Linked DNA regions of Homo sapiens: all the other regions are linked to region 1. A link is a contact called in ENCODE Hi-C or POLR2A ChIA-PET data. All regions are on one chromosome and are shown on one strand. The core of a region is the stretch at or near the end of the contact, and the rest is flanking DNA. Distances in the headings are between cores, read along the strand shown. Region 1 holds the start of FASN (fatty acid synthase). Region 2 overlaps FOXK2 (forkhead box K2). Region 3 holds the start of MRPL12 (mitochondrial ribosomal protein L12). Region 4 holds the start of MCRIP1 (MAPK regulated corepressor interacting protein 1).

What was found. Hi-C counts contacts between places; a loop is a spot of excess contacts on that map. ChIA-PET counts read pairs that join two places held with the same protein, here RNA polymerase II (POLR2A). Pooled maps may share reads with other maps.
Region 2: a loop to region 1 is called in a pooled map, with 3 times the contacts of the local background. The contact joins the enhancer-like site here to the promoter of FASN in region 1. A Hi-C loop is called at or near these places in 2 of 50 pooled maps. POLR2A ChIA-PET finds 5 or more read pairs at or near these places in 2 of 52 experiments (AG04450 and activated CD4-positive, alpha-beta T cell).
Region 3: a loop to region 1 is called in a map with no recorded cell type, with 14 times the contacts of the local background. The contact joins the promoter of MRPL12 here to the promoter of FASN in region 1. A Hi-C loop is called at or near these places in 10 of 37 single-sample maps with no recorded cell type and 12 of 50 pooled maps. POLR2A ChIA-PET finds 5 or more read pairs at or near these places in 4 of 52 experiments (A673, Caco-2, activated CD8-positive, alpha-beta memory T cell and 1 more).
Region 4: a loop to region 1 is called in a map with no recorded cell type, with 18 times the contacts of the local background. The contact joins the promoter of MCRIP1 here to the promoter of FASN in region 1. A Hi-C loop is called at or near these places in 17 of 37 single-sample maps with no recorded cell type and 14 of 50 pooled maps. POLR2A ChIA-PET finds 5 or more read pairs at or near these places in 5 of 52 experiments (H1, HepG2, MCF 10A and 2 more).

Annotation. Positions count from the first base shown.
Region 1 is chr17:82,096,878-82,099,715 of GRCh38, reverse strand. FASN (fatty acid synthase) reads left to right here and starts at 1,480. Exons shown (of 43, transcript NM_004104.5): 1 at 1,480-1,595. RefSeq lists silencers at 308-1,787, 1,858-2,047, 2,068-2,277, 2,338-2,387 and an enhancer at 2,256-2,838.
Region 2 is chr17:82,530,363-82,533,200 of GRCh38, reverse strand. The region is part of intron 1 of FOXK2 (forkhead box K2); the gene reads right to left. Among named protein-coding and RNA genes, the nearest start is that of FOXK2, 12 kb to the right of the region's middle. Within about 2 kb of position 1,485, at least 5 of the 41 ENCODE cell types and tissues checked have a DNase peak (open chromatin) inside an H3K27ac peak, as active enhancers do.
Region 3 is chr17:81,701,894-81,704,616 of GRCh38, reverse strand. It overlaps MRPL12 (mitochondrial ribosomal protein L12), which reads right to left and starts at 1,250. Exons shown (of 5, transcript NM_002949.4): 1 at 1,042-1,250; 2 at 187-373. The coding sequence starts at 1,115. It overlaps HGS (hepatocyte growth factor-regulated tyrosine kinase substrate), which reads right to left. Exons shown (of 22, transcript NM_004712.5): 22 at 2,496-2,723. RefSeq lists a silencer at 883-1,262 and enhancers at 1,163-1,766, 1,753-1,822, 1,767-2,370.
Region 4 is chr17:81,831,891-81,834,728 of GRCh38, reverse strand. It overlaps MCRIP1 (MAPK regulated corepressor interacting protein 1), which reads left to right and starts at 1,438. Exons shown (of 5, transcript NM_207368.5): 1 at 1,438-1,491. It overlaps PPP1R27 (protein phosphatase 1 regulatory subunit 27), which reads left to right. Exons shown (of 3, transcript NM_001007533.4): 2 at 76-226; 3 at 877-1,237. The coding sequence ends at 1,000. RefSeq lists enhancers at 1-407, 921-1,434, 2,461-2,838 and silencers at 1,030-1,149, 1,260-1,819.

The DNA.
Region 1 (2,838 bases), core at 231-2,730:
ATCAGAAGAACCCCCGCAGTGGGGACAGCAGTGCGGGGCCAGCCCCGGCCCTGTCTTCCCTTGTCCTTCCTTGACCCTCGGTCCCACCGTGCGTCAACCACAGCCCCAGAAGGGAAAAGACGCGGAGTGGCCGCCTGACCCTCAGGCCTGCTCTCAGGAGAGGAAGGAAGCGGGACACCTGCAGAGGGGCCGGGGGCCCCAGTCTCCGGTTCCCCTTCAGCGGCCCGGGCTTGCTGAGCCCTCAAAGTAGGACACGCAGCCAGAGACACCTGTGGCCTCACAAGGCCCGCTTGCCCCCCATGGGGTGCCTGGCCCCGCAAGCGCGAAGCGGTCAGAAAAGGGAGGCCGCGCTTCAGGGCTCAGGCCGCCCAAGGGGCCACGATTCGAGGAATCACTCGGGAGGGAGGGAGCGCGCGAGGGCCGGGCTGAGCCCCCGCCCGTGGGTGCGCGCCTGGAAAACTCGCAGCCTCCGCCCTGGGAAGTGGGGCAGCGGCTCCCTTTGTCCGCACCACACCAGGTGGGTGTCCCGGCCGACTCCGCTCGCCACGTGGCCGCGCCCCTCCCCTCCGCCGAGCTCCAGCGGCCTGGAGTGCGCTCGCCCGTTCGGCCCTGCGCCTCGTCCGGGTCCCCGGGAAGCTGCTAAGGAGGGGCCGTCGGGTGGGTGGACGTCCGTCTCGGGTCTGGGTTCCCCGCCGCACCCGCGAGGAAAACCGGGGATGCGCTGCGATGACCGGCAGTAACCCCGGCCGGGGCGCCCGCGGCCGGGGTCAACGCCCGCACTTGCGCCGCGGCCCGCGAGGCATCCGGGACCGCCCCGCCGCCCGCCCATCACCCTATCGCCTAGCAACGCCCACCCGCGCGCCGCCATTGGGCCGGTGCGAACACCCCTGGCGCCCGATTGGTTGCTGCTGCCGCCGCGCCGCGCAACGCCGCGCCCTCAGCCAGCTCCGCGCGGGCAGCGACGGCGGCGTGGAGTCGGCGGCCGAAGTGCGGGCACGCGGGTCCGTCCGTCCTTCCGCGCGCCTGTGGGTCCGAGCGCCCCGCCGCAGCCGGCTGGACCCCCGGTGTGGCCACGGGGTAGTCCCCAGTGTGGCCCAAGCATTCCCATCCCGCACACGTGGCCCCGGCGGACACGGGGGTCGGGGATGGCTCGGGAGGCGCGCCGCGGGCTCGGTCGCAGCCGCGTGCGCGTCGGGGCCCGCGGGGCGGGAGGCGGAAGTCGGGGGGCGGTGGTTTCCCGCCCGCCCCGCCCCCGGCGCTCCTCAGTCCCAGCCCCACCCCCCCAGGCGCGTTCCCGCGCAGGGTCCCGGCTCGGGCGGCGGCGCGCACGAGCATCACCCCACCGGCGGCGGCGCGCCGGGTCCCGGGGCGCAGCCCCGACGCTCATTGGCCTGGGCGGCGCAGCCAAGCTGTCAGCCCATGTGGCGTGGCCGCCCGGGGATGGCCGCGGTTTAAATAGCGTCGGCGCCGGCCTAGAGGGAGCCAGAGAGACGGCAGCGGCCCCGGCCTCCCTCTCCGCCGCGCTTCAGCCTCCCGCTCCGCCGCGCTCCAGCCTCGCTCTCCGCCGCCCGCACCGCCGCCCGCGCCCTCACCAGGTACGAGCAGCCGGCGCTGGGGCCGGGGCGCGGGTCGTGGTCGGGGCTGGGCCCGGGGTTCCCGGGGTGGCCCGGCTCCTCATCCTCCGCTCTCGGGGCGCGCGTGGCCCGGCCCCGTATCCAGGGGTCGCCTGGGCGGCCTGTCCGGGTCTCGGTGTTCGTGCCCCTTCGGAGGCGCCCGGGGCCCCGCGGAGTAGGTGGGCGGATGGCGGGGGAAGGACGCCGGGGAAAGCCACCAACAGCCGCCTTCGCTTCCCGTGGGGGAGGCCGCGGACCCTGAAGGGCCTGGAGGAGCCCCCGGCTCGGCCTCCCCGCGCCCACAAAGGCGCCGCCGCATCCTCCTCCCGGAGCCGCCCCGGAGCCGAGGCCCAGCCCGAAGGGGACGCCGCGAGGGAGGAACGGGGGGGCGCAGGGGCCGCGCCGGGACCGGCCTCCCCATCACGTGGCGCAGCCCGGCCGAAGCGCAGGGGTCCCGAGCAGCCCCCGCCCGGGGCGAAGGGAGGCCGGGCGCGCCGCGGTGTTCCCACCCCCTGCCTGGCCGTCGACCCCGCGTGAATAGCAAGCGGCGAGGACCCAGCGTGCGGGCCTGGAGCTGGCCCGGGGCAGCCAAGCCTCTGTGAATCGCAGCGGGTGGGAAGGCGGCCGCCTCCCTGCCGGGACGGCCCAAGGGAGGCCGCACTGCCGAGGGGCGGCGCGCGTATCAGGCCCTGGGGCCTCGTGCAAGTGGCCAGACCAGCGCTGGCCTCCGCCCCCTCCCCCCAGGGCCGCACCAGCCCTCATGCTGGAGGAGGAGCCGGCGGCCTGGGCACCCGTTCCGGGTCTTAGGGACCTGGGCTCCAGGGAGGGCCTCCTGTGGTGTGTGGGTTGGTATGGGGAGGCAAGCGTCTGTGGGTTCACCCGCGCAGGTGAAGGGTGCCAGGCAACACCTGCGTGTCCTGGCCAGGAGTGGTTCTCCAGGTTGGACCCTGCTGGAGGGGTTGGACTGGCTGGGTCGGTCCACAGTGGGGCAGGGGCCACCTTTCCCCCAGAGCATAGGCTATCCCCATTTCGTCCCTCCCCAGCCCTGGTGGCTCTTGGGCTGGCCTGGACAGCGGGCCCCCACCCCAACACGGGTGAGCATGGGTGCTGAGTACCCCCCTCTAGGGCTCCCAGCCACCTCCATGCCCCGGCTTTGGGACCCTGCCTCTCCATTTCTTTGATGGCCCTTAGCAGGCTGGCCACCTGAGGCCTTGTCCCCATCTCA
Region 2 (2,838 bases), core at 236-2,735, 430 kb before region 1:
ACATTTTATCGTTAATTTAGAGTATACTGCTTCTACTTATTTTTAAAAAGTTAACTATACAACAGCCCCAGGTAGGTCCTTCAGGAAGTATCCAGAAGAAGCCGTTATCACCGGAGGTGACAGCTCCATGCACGTTACTTCCCCTAAGAACTTTGGAGTGGAACAAGATGTGGAGGTAGAAGACAGTGATACTGCTGGTCCTGACCCTATGTAGGGCTAGGCTAGTGTGTGTTTCAGTCTTAGTTTTTAAACAAAAAAAGTTTAAAAAGAAAAAAATAATAATTTTACAAACAGAAAAAAGCTTATCAAATAAGAATACAAAAATATTTTTGTGGTCAGGCGCGGTGGCTCACACCTGTAATCCCAGCACTTTGGGAGGCCAAAGCAGGCAGATCACCTCAGGTCAGGAGTTCGAGACCAGCCTGGTCAACACGGCAAAACCCCATCTCTACTAAAAATACAAAAATTAGCCAGGTGAGGTGGCTACTCGGGAGGCTGAAGCAGGAGAATCACTCGAACCCGGGAGGCAGAGGTTGCAGTGAGCCACAATCACACCATTGCACTCCAGCTTGGGCCACACAGTGAGACGTAGTCTCAGAAAAAAACAACAAAAATATTTTTTTATGTCTGCACAATGTGTGTTTTAAACTAAGTATTAGTTTATAAAGTAAAAAAAAATTATAGTATGTTAAGACTAATAAATTATTTACAATTTTTTTCTTTTACCTGACAAGAAAACTCTTTTTAAATACATTTAGGCCAGGCGCAGTGGCTCACGCCTGTAATCCCAGCACTTTGGGAGGCCGAGGTGGGTGGATCACCTGAGGTCAGGAGTTCAAGACCAGCCTGGCCAACATGGTGAAACCCCGTCTCCACTAAAAATGCAAAAACTAGCTGGGCTGGTCTCGGGTGCTGGTAATCCCAGCTACTCGGAAAGCTGAGGCAGGAGAATTGCTTGAACCAAGGAGGCGGAGGCTGCAGTGAGCCGAGAACGCGCCATTGCACTGCAGCCTAGGCAACAAGAGCGAAACTCCATCTCAAAAAAATAAATAAGATGGGCACAGTGGCTCACGCCTATAATCCTAGCACTTAGGGAGGCCAAGGTAGGTGTTTACCTGAGCTCAGGAGTTCAAGACCAGCCTGGACAACATGGTGAAACCCCATCTCTACTAAAATAAAATAAAATAAAATAATTAGCCGGGCGTGGCGGCGTGAGCCTGTAATCCCAGCTACTCGGGAAGCTGAGGCAGGAGAACTGCTTGAACCTGGGAGGCAGACGTTGCAGTGAGCCAAGATCACGCCATTGCACTGCAGCCTGGGCGACAAAAGCGAAACTCCTTCTCAAATAAATAAAGTATAGCCTAAATGTCCAGTGTTTATGAAGTTGACAGCGGTGTACAGTCACGTCCTAGGCCTTCACATTCACTCACCATTTACTCACTGACTCACCCCGTCCTGCAAGCTCTGCTGACACTAAGTGCTCTAGAGAGCTGTACCTTTATCTTTTGTACCTTATTTTTACTGTGCCTTTTCTATGTTTTAATATGTTTAGATACACAAACACCATGTTACAGCATTCAATACAGTCACATGTTGCTTAAGTTTGTGCAGCATGTGGCTGTAGGCGCAACAGGATATACACACAGCCTGGGTGTGCAGCAGGCTGTGTCATCTAGGCTTGTACAAGTATGCTCTATGATGTTCGCACAACAATGAAATCACCTAACAATGCATTTCTCAGAATGATTTCCACAGTTAAGTGATGCATGACTGTACAAGGCCAAAAAAGTCACTTTGGGGAGTCTACCATCAACAAAAACAAAAAAAAGTGGGAGCAACTGTAGAATCAGAAGTGAATTTAATCTGACTTACATTTATAACTGTTTTACATGGTTTCCTATGGTACAGTAGTCACCCAATCCAAACTCAGAAGCCCACATCCAACCAATTCAGCAATAAACATTTGAGTCCTATCGAGTACCCAGAATTCCTGGAGGAGGTCACCCAGGGGTCAAAGGCTACAACCCCAGGAAGTGTACAATGTAAAGATGAATCAGCCCAGCCCACAGAACACTTACATGCAGTTCACTCAAGTGTACAGGATTTCAGCTGTGTTTAATCACGTGTGGACAAGTCCAGGGGGAAGCTTGGCAAAGTGGGAACAGGTCCTCAAGGAGGACCCAGAACAGACATTTTATATTTAAACCACATCTTCTTCCACCCAGCTCAAATGGCTATCAAAATGATGTTCATTATCCTAACATCCTCCAACAGCTCAGAAATGGCAAAAACACAGAATTTTTAAAACATTCTCTATATACTCAAAATGCTATCGTATTCTGAAAAATACAAGACCAAAAAAGCCACTTTGAAAACACAACAGTAGACCGGGCACAGTGACTCACACTTTGGCCTGTGATCCCAACACTTTGGGAGGCCAAGACAGGGGAATCACCTGCAGTCAGGAGTTTGAGACCAGCCTGGCCCACATGGTGAAACCCCGTCTCTACTAAAAATACAAAAATTAGCAGAGCGTGGTGGTGGCGCCTGTAATCCCAGCTACTCGGGAGACTGAGGCAGGAGAATTGTTTGAACCCGGGAGGAGGACGTTGCAGTGAGCTGAGATGGCGCCACTGCACTCCAGCCTGGGTGACAGAGCGAGACTCTGTCTCAAAAAAAAAAAAAAAAAACACATCAGTAGTTTTAAATTTCCTTATTTCGGGTTTTCTCTCTCTTTTTTTTTTTTTTTTTTTTTAGATGGAGTTTCACTCTTGTTGCCCAGGCTGGAGTTCAAGTGATTCTCCTGCCTTAGCCTCCCGAGTAGCTGGTATTAGAGGC
Region 3 (2,723 bases), core at 1-2,500, 390 kb after region 1:
CAGTGTCCACAGCTGGCCCTCACACCAGCCGGAACCTACTGAGGAGGGGCAACTAGCCTGGCATGGACCTTGCACCTGGACAAACACACTTTTGACAATTTACCAAACTCCCAAAATACACCAGGAACAAAACACAGGGGCCCTGAAACTTCCAGCCCCTGGGTCTGTGCCACCCTCTCACGATACCTTCAGGAGCTCGTTGAGGTCTGAGATTTCCAAGAGAGTGAGGCTGGCGATGTCCTGGACCAGCTGCTGTATCTTGGGGGGGTACTCCTTGGGGGCGTTATCCAGGGGTGCACCAGCGAGGGCCTCACACCTCTGATGGCCGCTGCTCCTCATATGTCGCACGGCACAGACACATGGCACCTGTCGCCTAGCCCCCACCCCCAATTAAAACAGACTTGTCAGTCCTGGAATGGAAGGGGCTGCAGAAACCAGAGGGGCAGGACAACTGGGGGACTGGTGGGTGCCATAAGCTCAGGCTGGTAATCACTAGGGCCGGAAATTACCTAGCTCCTTGGTCCCAGTCCAGGGTTCTCAGACCTCAAGGGGTCCGTATTGATAAGATTTGCAAGTTACTTTAAATTCTTCAAAGAGCCTTAGAAAGCCACGTGTTTATTTGCAGCCATACCACTCAAACCTCAAGTTTCTGGTTTGAATGAACTACATCAACCCAGCGGTGGCGAAACTATTACTTAGGTGCATCTTCCTGCGCAAAGCCTCCCAAAACATGGGGGCCCCTGGCCGCAAAACGCCGCACCCACGGATGGGCCTTTGCTGCGGAAAAGGCTGAGGCCAAGGGAGGAGCAGGGAATCGTCCAAGGTCATCTGGGGCCGACCCCGGCGCTTTCCACGGCCCAGGAGGGAAGGGGCGTGCGCACCGGGAGGCCTCCTCCCCGCGCCCCCGATGGGACCCCCAAGCCCGGCCTGGCCGCTGCAGGGAGGCCGGCCCCGCCGCCCTCCTCGCCCGGATCGACCCCTCAGTGCCCGGCTGCCCCCTAACCCGCCTGCCGGCCCGGACCGCCCCAGGATCCCGCGTACCTGGCAAGGCGGAACGCAGCGGCCCGAAGCCCAAGGCAAGGCCCCCACAGGGGGCGAGCGGCCGCCGGCAGCATCGGTCCGCGGGCTGGAAGGTCACACGCGGTTCCCCGGGAGGAGGCGACGCTCTAGCCGCCTCGGCCGCCGGGCATTCGAGCTGGGGAGGAACGCTCTAGCCGCCACGGCTGCCGGGCATTCGAGCCGGAAATGACGCTCTAGCCGTACCTCGCGCTAGCCTCGTCTCACCCTGAGATTACCCACAAGGCGGCGCGCTGCGCAGACGCAAAAGCGTCGTCTGTGGCGGCAGCTAGACATCGGGCGACCCTCGTCCCGCCAGGTTTTGGGGTCGCGCAAACGAGCGACGGGGGCTGGGGCTCCGGATTCAGGTGTTCTTTCTTCAGCGCTCACGGGTTTCTGTCCGTACGCGATGCGAGCGAACGTCGCGGTCGAGGCTAGGGCCCCGAAGCCCGCAGTAATCCACGTCTCCCGCCCGCTCCGGGCCCCCAGTGCCGCCGTCGCGGGCGGAGGCGCGAGGTCTGGGCTTTGGCGCCTTCGCAGCCGCAGGCGACATCCTCTTTCCTAGCTAAAGCCCCAAACGCCCAGGTGGCTTCCTGGGAGAGCACGGCTGAGCCTCCGCCTTCAGATCAGAACAGGCAGAGCCTCCAAGGGCGGCTTGGGCCCAGTGCCTGCTTATCCTGCCCGTCTCTCCACACTTCTTCTTTCCCTGTCCGTTGGAGTCCATTCCTTCCTGGAAAAGCCAAAGCCGCGCTCCCCTAAGAGGCCTGGATGTGAAGGTGAGTGAGACGCCCTGGCCTCTGGGTGCAAAGGCCGGCGCCTGCCGCTTTCAACACTCAGGAGGCGCGTTTCAGCCCCGCTGGCCCCCGGCCGCAGACTCGGAGCGCTGAGCTCCCACCGTTCCCATCACCCGACTCCCTTCCCAGGAATGAGGAGCACCCGGGAAGCTTCAGCCACTACACGAAGGAGGCGCCAAGCCCAAACTCCTCCCCAGCTACCGGCGGGGTCAGTGCAGAGCCGCGGAGGGCACACATGAACCCTGGCACGCAGCCTCAGGGAGGGGCAGGCTGGAAATGACCCTGCCTGCAGCTGGGCCATCAGCCTGACCACCTGCCCCCTGAGCAAACGTTGATGCAGGTCGGGCGCGGTGGCTCATGCCTGTAATCCCAGCACTTTAGGAGCCCGAGGCAGGTGGATCACCTGAGGTTAGGCGTTCACGACCAGCCTGGCCAACATGGTGAAACACCGTCGCTACTAAAAATACAAAAACTAGCCAGGCATGGTAATGGGGTGCACCTGTAGTCCAGCTACTCGGGAGGCTGAGGCCCGAGAATCGCTTGAACCCAGGAGGCGGAGCTTGCAGTGAGCGGAGATCACCACTCCAGCCTGGGTGACAGAGTGAGACTCCATCTCAAAAAAATTAATTAAAGAAAAAACGCTGATGCTTTCTGAAATACATTTTATTATCGCTGTACCATTCTGGGGCACTGGAGATGGCAGCTGAGAAGCAGAGAAGCTGGAGACCTGAAGCCTCCACCCTTGGCTGTGGCTGCCGAGAGAGGCCCCTGCAGAGGGAGCCCCAGGCCACACCCAGACACCACAGCCAGCTCACAGTGCGGCCAGAGGGCACAGGCTGCTTGGGGGGTGAGGGTCCCCATTCCTGCCACCTC
Region 4 (2,838 bases), core at 189-2,688, 260 kb after region 1:
GGGGTGGTGGGAGAGGCCAGCAAGGAGGACCTGACCTGGGGCTCAGTCTTGACCCCTCCCGTCCTCCCTGCCCAGGCCTGGCCGCCTTGCATGAAGCCGTGCTCTCTGGAAACCTGGAATGCGTGAAGCTGCTGGTCAAATACGGGGCTGACATTCACCAGCGAGATGAGGCGGGCTGGACACCCCTGCACATTGCCTGCAGCGATGGGTACCCTGACATAGCCAGGTGAGGGGGCCCTGGGTCTACACAGGCTTGAACCCGACCCCTCCGGGCCTCAGTGGGTCCCCAGGATGGGAGCCCCAAAATGTAGCCCGGGTGGTGTCGGCAAGAACCCTAGAGGCTGGGGGCGGTGGCTCACGCCTGCGCCTGTAATCCCAGCACTTTGGGAGGCCGAGGTGGGCGGATCACCTGAGGTCAGGAGTTCGTGACAAGAACCCTCTCACTACTAAAAATACAAAATTAGCCACGCGTGGTGGCGCGCGCCTGTAATCCCAGCTACTCAAGGCTGAGGCAGGAGAATCACTTGAACCCGGGAAGTGGAGGTTGCCGTGAGTCGAGATCATGCCATTGCACTCCAGCCTGGGTGATAAGAGCGAAATTCTGTCTCAAAAAACAAAAAAAACAAAAAAAGAACCCTGCAAACCCTAGAGGCTTCTGGAATCCTGTTTCTGCCTTTGTCCTCAATAGAACCAACTTGAAAAGCTGGCCACAGCTTCCAAAGGGTCAGGTTTCTTCCTCCTCACCCTACCCGGACCTTAGGACCCCAAGGTGGGGGACACACAGGTGACCCCAGGACTCTGGCCCTCTGACCCGGGTTGGGGCGAGCACTCTCCTGGCTCCTCCCCGCTTCAGCCAGAGCGACCTTTACACCCCAGGTACCTTATCTCCCTGGGAGCGGACAGGGATGCAACCAACGACGATGGCGACCTGCCCTCCGACCTCATCGACCCGGACTACAAGGAGCTGGTGGAGCTCTTCAAAGGGACCACGATGGACTGAGCCAGCTTTGCCCGCCCGCCCCCGCGCCCAGGGCCGCCTCCCTGGAGAAGCCGCGCGTCGCCCATGGGCCAGCACGTGCCCCACCCGTGGGCCAGGGGCGGCCGGACCCGTCCCTCCACGACCCCGCCACCCCTCCTAGGCCTGGCTTTGTCCCCAGGTGAATTTTTTACTGTGACACTTTTTACTTTTTCAATAAACGTGACTCCCAGGTGAGGGGGCCTGGGTCTACACACGTGGTCCCTGTGGTGGTGTCCTGATTACTGGGCTCTGGCCGCTCCCAGTGGCCGGCGGCGCTCACCGTTCGGGCCAGGGAGGTCCGGAGCTTCCGCCACGAGCCCCAACCCCGCACGGGAATCCCGGCCGCCCCCGCCCTCCGCCAGCCGGGCGGTCACGTGAGAGCGCGCTGCGCCTGCGCCTGTGCAGCCCGCGGTGGCGTCACTTCCGGCGGGGCCTCCCAGCTGGAAGAGGCGGTGGCGGCGGGTCGGGGCGAGGTGAGGCGGGTGCGGCGCCGGGCGGCGGGGACGGGGCGGGGCGGGGCGGGCGCGGCTGGGCCCCGCCCTGGTGTCGCCGCGCGGCCGCGGGTGCCCTGCAGGGCCGGGCGGGGCCGGGCGCGGGGGAGTGGCCGGGCAGCCGGGGTCCGAGGGAGGGGCCCGCGTTCCCCGCCCGGCACCTGCAGGAGGGCGCGGCCCGCGGGGCGCCTGGGAGCGCGCGTGGGGAGGGCGCGGCTCGGACTGAGCGCCTTTCCCGCCCAGGCAGGGGCAGGTGCCGGGGACCCAGCGCCGCCGGACGCTCGCAGCGGGCCAGCCTTCTGCCGCCGTCGGGGCTTTGGGGCTGACAGAGCCCCGCTTTCCCGGTCTCCTGGAGGGACCGTGCCTGAGGATGCCTCCGATTCTCGGAGCGCCGCGGGCCCGGCCGTCCGCATTCTTTTTCTGTCCATTTTTCGGCCTTGCCCTCTTTCCCGTCTCCCCGGGCGGTGATGCTGGGCCTAACGGGGAGAACGGGGCCTCCGCCTGCCTTCTAGGCACTCACTGGGCGGTGGTTGTGACCGCGGGGGCGGGAGCCATACGGGGCACGGGCTGTGCTTCTCTCCCTCCTGCCCCTGGGTAGCCGTCGCAGGAAGGTGGTCTTTCAGCTGGATCCCCAAGGATGAGTAGGATAGTTTTGGGCAGAGAAGACAGCTTGACCAAAGGCCCTGAGGTGTAAACAGGGACCAGTGAGTGGACTTTGGGTGGGATGTGGCGAGAACGTGTAGAGAGGGTGGGAAGTGGGACGTGAAGGAAGAGCCAACAGGGCTGGATTTGGGGCGAGTCAGGGGAGGTTGTGGTTTGAGTGGGATCAGGATGGGGAGGAGGGCGCACACGCTCAGGCTGTTGCTGCCACCACCCAGGGGAGAGGGTGAGGAGGTGGTGCAGCGCTTAGAGGCTTTCCCTGGGCGGTCTTCAAGGGACCACGAGGTGCCAGTGTGGCAGCTGTGACAGCCGTATCCTCGTGCGCCTGCTTGGGCAATAGATCATTTTCTAGCCTCGTTGGCTGAAAAAGACACAGAACACGAAGAGAAAGTGGAGTCTTAGAAACTTTGAATCTCAGAAACTCCGGAGGAGCATGGTGACTAGCGATGGCGTCACTGATTCTAACTCTGGAACCTCACTATTGTCACGTTGCTGGAGTGTTACCTCATGGCCTGTTCTTAGGCATGTGGCTGTGTGGGGGAAAGAATTTGGGACTGGGAGGCCAGAGACTGGGGTTCTGTCCCCTCCCCACCTGGAAGTCTCTAAAGCCCTTGGGTCCCCTGGAGGAGGAAGGTTCTACATAGTTCTACCCAATGCGACTCCCCTCCC